Regions from separate parts of the Homo sapiens genome. Here all the other regions are linked to region 1. Evidence: read pairs that join two places in POLR2A ChIA-PET (ENCODE). Cell type or tissue: PC-9. All regions are shown on one strand. Region 1 overlaps KIAA0753. Region 2 overlaps PITPNM3 (PITPNM family member 3). Region 3 overlaps PITPNM3 (PITPNM family member 3).

Evidence for each region. ChIA-PET counts read pairs that join two places held together with the same protein. Peaks named below come from ENCODE experiments on the same cell type or tissue, not always from the same donor. Only the 100,000 strongest peaks of a DNase experiment are listed, where the experiment ranks them.
Region 2: POLR2A ChIA-PET joins it to region 1 with 8 read pairs; 3 of 35 experiments call an interaction of 5 or more read pairs at or near these places.
Region 3: POLR2A ChIA-PET joins it to region 1 with 5 read pairs; 2 of 35 experiments call an interaction of 5 or more read pairs at or near these places.

Annotation. Positions count from the first base shown.
Region 1 is chr17:6,607,131-6,609,630 of GRCh38, reverse strand. It overlaps KIAA0753, which reads left to right. Exons shown (of 19, transcript NM_014804.3): 10 at 1,167-1,283; 11 at 2,361-2,450. Among named protein-coding and RNA genes, the nearest start is that of KIAA0753, 32 kb to the left of the region's middle. In PC-9, no CTCF peak of the experiment used is centred here; a DNase peak (open chromatin) is centred at 1,120; H3K27ac peaks cover 1,731 bases.
Region 2 is chr17:6,499,758-6,502,257 of GRCh38, reverse strand. All of the region lies in intron 4 of PITPNM3 (PITPNM family member 3), which reads left to right. Among named protein-coding and RNA genes, the nearest start is that of PITPNM3, 56 kb to the left of the region's middle. RefSeq lists an enhancer at 670-1,216. In PC-9, no CTCF peak of the experiment used is centred here; no DNase peak of the experiment used is centred here.
Region 3 is chr17:6,509,521-6,512,020 of GRCh38, reverse strand. The region is part of intron 3 of PITPNM3 (PITPNM family member 3); the gene reads left to right. Among named protein-coding and RNA genes, the nearest start is that of PITPNM3, 46 kb to the left of the region's middle. In PC-9, no CTCF peak of the experiment used is centred here; no DNase peak of the experiment used is centred here.

The sequences.
Region 1 (2,500 bases):
TAGTCACATAGTAGGCATTCAGTAAATCTTTGCTGAGTAAATAAATATTTTAAAATAATTCTAACTCTAAGTCAAGATAATTATGAACTATAAAACTATATAGATCTCACCAACACTGTCTTAGCTGCAGGGAGCAATTAGGATAATGTTGATGTTACTGTCTTGTCATCCTCACTCATAGCACATTAGAATGAGAAGCTGCCATTTCACAGGGCTAGAGAGAAGAGGAGCAGGGTCCAGTTAGGTGGAAATAATCTTTAGGGGAATCGGTTGAAGATAAAGGGGAGCTCGTTTGCCGTGAGGCAGTAGTTTTTGAAAACACAATGGAAAGGACCAGGAGGTGGAACAGAAAAAGGAAAGAAGTAAAAAGCAGTCATGTCAGGGGAGAAGGGAGAAGATAGGTGACTACAGGGTTCTGTCTTTGGAGCCATCAGAAGTCAGGGTGAGCAGCTTGGTGGAAGAGAAGCCCCCTAAGATTCCGAATGAGTGTGAAGGAATGGCCGTGCTCATCCATCCACTCTCATTTTCAAGTTAAGGAAACAATGTTTAGAGAATTTAATGTCTTATTCATGTAACAGCCAGACCTAAAATCAGGTCTTCTGACTTCATAATGTGCTTTTTTTGTTTTTATTACTCTATTCTGTTTTCTGTATTTTTGTATACAAGTATTAATATGGAGATTTACATTCAGTTGATAAGCTCAGTGGTTGAAGTTTGTATTACAAACCAAATATACAATGGACTGTCTTTTAGAGTGCATGTGTGGTGGGTAGAGGAGGGTGGGTGAGGCTTCTAGGCTCAACAGTGCTGTTAGGCCTTATAAAGATACGGAGTTGCCTTATAATATGGAATGTAATTAGTGATCCAAATCTATGTATTGTGACAGAGTTTTGTTGACACTCACCCAATATTCTGTAATTGATCACTGTTTCTCATTTAAAATGGTGATGGCTTCTTTGAAGCAAAGGAGAATTTCTGCCCTTTGACACTGTGCCTGAGTGCGGGAGGATCTCACTTTTCTTCACATTCAGCTTCTACTGTAGGGCCCCGTGCTACAGATCACCATTAATTTAATGCTGTTGTCATCTCTGAGCTGGCACCTACTTGGATGAGTCATTGGATACGGAGTGAATGATGACAAAGGTATGCTTTTCCATTTATTTCAGTGCTGCATGGCTAAAGGTGAAAACTAGCCCCAGAGATGCCACAAAAGAGCCTCTCCAGCAAGAAGATCCTCAAGAGGAAAGTCACCTGACAGGTGCTGTTGAGCATGAAGCAGCCAGGTTTGTGCTGGTATTTTTCAGATCTTTGAGAATTAAAGAGCTCCTTTTACATAGACTTGGAAGTGAACCCTTTCTTCTCTTTCCTACATTTAAAGTTGGTTATTTAAAATGTAGATTATTTTTAAAAATAGAATAAATACATAAAATGTAGTTTATTAAACGTTTCAGTCAAACTATATAGCTTATAGTGAGCTCTTCTATTTTTTCTTATTCATTCATAAATTATATATGTGTCAATTATATATCACTTGCTAGTTTTGTATGTGACAGTGTTATGAGCTCTATGGAGACTTTAAAAAGGGCAAATAGGCCATAATCCCAGCCCTTGCTTATTTATAGTCAATAGAGAAGTTATGTAATTAACTATAATTTAAGATAGAACACGGTATGTAACCTAGGAACTGAGAGAGTTTAGAAACGGGGGAGGGTTACTTCTGGCTGCAGAGGTCTAGGCTTCATGGATGGAAATTAAACTAGGACCTGAAGAACAGGCAGGATTTCAATATGGGAGATGAGGTGAGAACATTCCATAAGAAGAGAACAGTGAGAACAGGTTTCTCTGTATTCATTTGGCTGAAATTATTCTTACAGTTATGGGAAAACAAAAATGAAAGCGGTCCATTAAATAATTTGACAATATTCATATATCCTAAACCAAAAGAATCAAAGCACTTTTACATACAGCAGAGTTGTTCACAGTTAACTTTTCCCTTTTGTTTTTATTTGACTTCACCATGCCTATATGGCTCCTGGGGGCTCATTGTTTGTCTCAACTTGAAGATATAGCAATGGTTTTGTTTGAGTCTAATAAGAAACCCCAAGTCTGAGTGATAGCTGGTTTTCTTGAGAACGTTTGAGACAGGTTCTCATTGCGTTGTGCATTAATGTTTTTTGACATGGAACACGTTCTAGAGAGCTTTAGGGGTACGGAGAGATTATGTTACCTACTGAGTAGCTTAATAGAGCCTGGATTGGTGCTCTGCTCTGCAGTGGTCCTGATTTCTGGTCTGTTTCTGTGATGATGACACCCTGCAGTGTCGAGGCAGAATTGGTTTGACTCTTTTGACTGTCTGCTAGGCTCGCTTGGCTTGATGCTGAAACTTCCAAAAGATTGAAGGAACTAGAAGAGTTAAAAGCCAAGGAAATTGACAGCATGCAAAAACAGAGGTAAATATTTGCTTCTGAGTTAGGAAAAGGTAAGCAGGCCTATTCTACAT
Region 2 (2,500 bases), 110 kb after region 1:
TACTACTCTTGAACTCCTGACCTCAGGTGATCTGCCCGCCTTGGTCTCCCAAAATTCTGGGATTTTAGGCGTGAGCCACCACACCCTACATGGAGAACCTTTTTCTGCTTCTAGCATTCAATGGCAATTTCATAGACAAAGCCCTTCAGGGGCTGGTAAGTGTGAATGCCTTTGTCAGGGGCACCCCAAGGCTCAGGCCATAAGGGCATCAGGCCATGGAAAGGGCAGGGCAGAGAGAGGGCAGTTCTCTTTCCTGAGCACTCGTAGGGGTGTAAGGAACTGAGCTCAGCACAAGGGGAATGTGTTAAAATTACCTGTGGGTCTTTAGTGTAGAGGTGACTGAGCATGTGGAGAGGCTCATGTCATCAAAACATTTTCAGCTCAGGTTTTGAGAGATGGGGCCATTCCACACCATGCAAGGCCACGGGGGAAGCACTTGGTTTGGTCAGGAGACAGAAGGGCCAGGAATCCAACTCAAGGCTGGATTCCAGGCCATAGGAAGGCTGGTGTCACAGGCGCCTCCACCTCAGAAAATAGCAACTGAGGTATGGAAGAGCTTGCAGAGTGGCTGCAGACCTGAGCCCAGGGAGGTGGTGGGCAGAGTGGACTGAGCCCCCCAAAGCTGCAAGGCCCAGAGCCCTTGTTGGTTTTTTCTCTGGAAAGGCAGGGCAGAGCAGGAGAACCATGCAGGGCTGGCTGATTTGCATGTCGAGGGCTCTGGGCTCTAGGCTCTAGGGCTGGTGTCCCGTTGCCTGGTAGCTGGCCTTGGGTTGATTTAGGGCCAGGGAAGTATTGGCTTGGTGGGTGAGAGTTAGAGAAGGTGGTTGGGGATATGGGTTTGGGCCTGGTTCATTTGCCTATGAAAGGTGCCCTCAAAGGGAGTTGTTATTACCTCTAGGAATTAGCCAGCTCTGGGAGGGGCAGTCTCTTCCTGGCCAGCGAGGCCCCAGAGATGTCAAAACATTATAAAATAACAAGCATGATGAATATAGGGGTGTCACCCCATTCCCCAGGAATGCAGAAGAGGAAAAGAACCAATCATCTCCCCTTCTGAGCACCTGGCCAGAGGAGACAGCGGCAGCCCCGAAGCAAAAACAGCCACCCGACATGGGGCTTGTCTCCGGGATGCCAAACCACAGCTCTGTTTTCCACAGACACAATTGAATTGATGAGATGTTTAGTGACCTCTGGACCTGGCTGAAGAAAAATGTGTGTTTAAGTAGTTAGAATTCTATTGCTGAAGGCTGTCATCAAATTCTGCTCCTTAAGAATGTTCTTATTGGGCTGGGCGTGGTGGCTCACACCTGTAATTCCAGCACTTTGGGAGGCTGAGGTGGGTGGATCACCTGAGGTCAGGAGATCCAGACCAGCCTGACCAATATAGTGAAAACCTGTCTCTACTAAAAATACAAAAATTAGCCAGGTGTGATGGTGCATGCTTGAAATCCCAGCTACTGGGGAGGCTGAGGCAGAAGAATTGCTTGAACCCAGGAGGCAGAGGTTGCAGTGAGCCAAGATTATGCCATTGCACTCCAGCCTGGGCAACAGAGTGAGACTCCATCTCAAAAAAAAAAAAAGAGTGTTCTTATTTAGCAAAGAATGACAGCGTATGTGCAGATGAATTTTGGAGCTGAAATGGTACCTTGGAGGTTGTCTAGGTTGGGGATGCCCAAATGAACCCAAGATTTTCAGCAGTGAGAAAAACAATAATACTGTGATGTATTTTTCCATAATGTTGAGTGCATTCAATTGAGAGGACTCCTTTTCACATAATTCTACAATTATGTCCTGCCCAGTTTTGGCATTAAAATGCTTTTTCTTTTATGAAATGATGGTGACGATCGATGGTAATGTGTTTATTTTTAATGCAAAATTGGCAGAAGAAAAAATCTGTGACCTGAATTAAAACAAGAAGAATCGCAATGGCTTGCATTTATAATGGCGCTTTTCCACATAAGACAATTTGCATGCAAGTATACTTTATTTAATAGTTCCACTGGATTTTTGAAAACTCACTAAAAACAAATTGCGAGGTGGTAAAAGTTGCCCTGGAACCAGGAGTCAGAACATGCTGGGACTGGTGTGATGGTGTCTGGGGTTGCAGGTTTGGAAAGGCCTGGGTTTGACACTCAGCTTCTCTCGTCTAGTAGCTGTGACATTTTGGACAAGTTACTTGATGTCTCTCAGCCTCAGTTTACTCAGTTGTGGAAAGATGACCATACTGTCGTGCCAGGTGCGGTGGCTCATGCCTGTAGTCCCAGCACTTTGGCAGACCGAGGCAGGCAGATTGCCTGAGCTCAGGAGTTCGAGACCAGCCTGGGGAACACGGTGAAGCCGCATCTCTACTAAAATACAAAAAATTAGCTGGGCATGGTGGCATGCGCCTGTAATCCCAGCTACTTGGGAGGCTGAGGCAGGAAAATCGCTTGAACCCAGGAGGTGGAAGTTGCAGTGAGCCGAGATTGTGCCACTGCACTCCAGCCTGGCAACAGAGTGAGAC
Region 3 (2,500 bases), 98 kb after region 1:
CTTCTGTATTTTTCACCCATAAGCCTGCTGTTCCTTCTGTGCTGCCTCCATCACTGGCCACAGACCTTTCTTTTTTGAGATGGAGTCTCGCTCTGTCGCCCAGGCTGGAGTGCAGTGGTGTGATCTCAGTTCCTTGAAACCTCCACCTCCTGGGTTCAAGTGATTCTCCTGCCCCCCATGGCTAATTTTTTAAATATTTTTAGTAGAGATGGGGTTTCACTATGTTGGCCAGGTTGGTCTCAAACTCCTGACCTCATGATCCACCCACCTCGGCCTCCCTAAGTGCTGGGACTACAGGCGTGAGCCACTGTGCCTGGCCAAGCCACAGACCTTTCTTTGCAGGCTTGAGGTTATGGTTTTCTTTCTCCTGGGCTAGCCTTGTGAGCATTTGTCCTTTGCAGTCACACAAGGCTCCACACACTTGATTTTCTACTCTACTGTCGCCATCTTGAAATTTTTAATTAGTTTGAACAAAGGGACCCACATTTTCATTTTACACTGGGCCCTGAAAATTATGTAACCAGTCCTGCCTCCCTCCTTAGATCTCTCTGCCTTCTAACTTTTGGGGATGCCACACAGTTTCTGGTCTGCTAAGGACACTTCTTATTTTACAGTGCTACTAAAGATTAATTCACATAAAAATGCTTGATGTCATTTTCTAGGGATCTGGAGGAGGAGAAAAAGACTAGATCGTGTAGTCAGTTTACCATCTTTATCCAATCCTACCACGACACTTCTAAAATAGAAATCCAGTCCTATCATTCTGCCACGAAATTGGCAAGTAGGTCTTTGTTGACTGCAGTATGAAGTATAGATCCCCCAACCTGGCACCGAAGGCCATCCACAATGTGGTTCCAGCCTTCCTTCTAGCAATCATAAATTTCCAGAGTTAGTAAGTTTCCTATCACTACAGGAATCAAACAGCCCTGGGAGAGCTACCATGAGGGACATAAAGGGGCTGTCAAATTGTTGCTAAACCCAGTAATACCAAGGTTATCTCTGATTCTGATATTCATGGCTTCCTGGCCATCCCTCCCCTCCTCTTCCACCCCCACTGTCTCCTAGTCAAATGGCCAGGGGGCTGCTTGCAGAGAGATCCCTGGGCTCATGCGGAGCTCGTCAGCTTCCTGCCTTTGCCCCGGCTCTTCCCCTGACTTCATCTCTAGCTCCCACAATCCCATGCGCTGCCTCTGGGAAGCCTCCTTGATACTCCAGCCTCTCCCAGACCACTGTCCTCATGCCCAGCACAGCTGAGTTGGTCTCTTGTCTGTAGCACGGACCACTCTGCTGACAGCTGTGCTTTTCTGGGTGTGTCCCTTTCCTCCCTGTCTGAGCCCAAAGTGGTGAGGGGCTCACTGTGCACTCATACATTCCTTCCCTCACTTATGCATGCAATGCACAGGAATGGACACTTACTCTGTGTCAGACCCTGTGCTGGTCACTGCAGGGGACACACAGATGACTCAGAAGTGGACTCAGAATTGACCGGCTCCCAGACGGGGGTGGGGCAGTGACAGTCCAGTGAGCTAATTGCTCTAACAAGATGGGGAACAAGGCACAGAGGGCTGAAAGAGGAGGTAGCGCTGGAGCTGCCACATGAGGAGGTAAGGAGGCTTTGCTGGGGTTGGGACAGACCAGTGAGGGCAGAGGGAGCTGCAGGGACAAAGGTACGGAGGGAGGTGTGGGAAGCAGGGAGATTTGGAGAGTTTGTCTTGACTGAGGTTGGACAATCTATGAGGTTGTCATTCCTTAAATGACAGCTCATAGATTGTTAGTATAAATTGTCCTGGAAGAGATATAAAAACCCCAAGCATAAAAGAATAGTGAGATGACAAGATTTGTCAAGGACTAAGCGGAATTTAGCCCAGGAAGGCAAAGTTATTCAGTATGTGAAAATCAATCGATGTAACATACCATACGGATGAAATAAAAGACATGGGAAAGACGTAGAATAAAAGGTATGGGAAGAATGGAGATTTGGGGAGTTTGTCCTGTCTGAGGTTGGGGTGTGGAGCATTGGGCTGGGGGTGAGGTGTGGAGCTAGGGGGTGGTAAAAAGGGGTGGGAGGTCTTGGAAAAGAGGCAGGGGTGGAAAAGCTGGAGATGAAGGCCTTGAATGCCAGGCTGAGGAGTTAGGGGCCTTCTTGGGAGTGCCCCTGTGGATCCACTGAATGGTTTAAGCAGGGGAGCGGAGAGCCACTTTTTAGAAAGATTATTCTAGAAGCCAATGTGGAGGAGAACAGGAGGGGCCGGGGAATGAGTGCAGGGGCTTACGCTGGGCCAGGTGAAGGGTAATGAGCGTGAGTCTCAACCTGCAGCTCAGGGGAGGCTCCATGCTGGGAGTGGCCTGAGCAGGGAGGAGCATGCAGGGGAGGCTCCATGTTGGGAGTGGCCTGAGCAGGGAGGGAGCATGCAGGTCTTCGCTCCTCAGCCAGGCTTCATGAGCAAAGCCACCAGTCTGGCCCGGAGCCTGGCCAGGGCTCCCAATGCCCAGTAAGGGG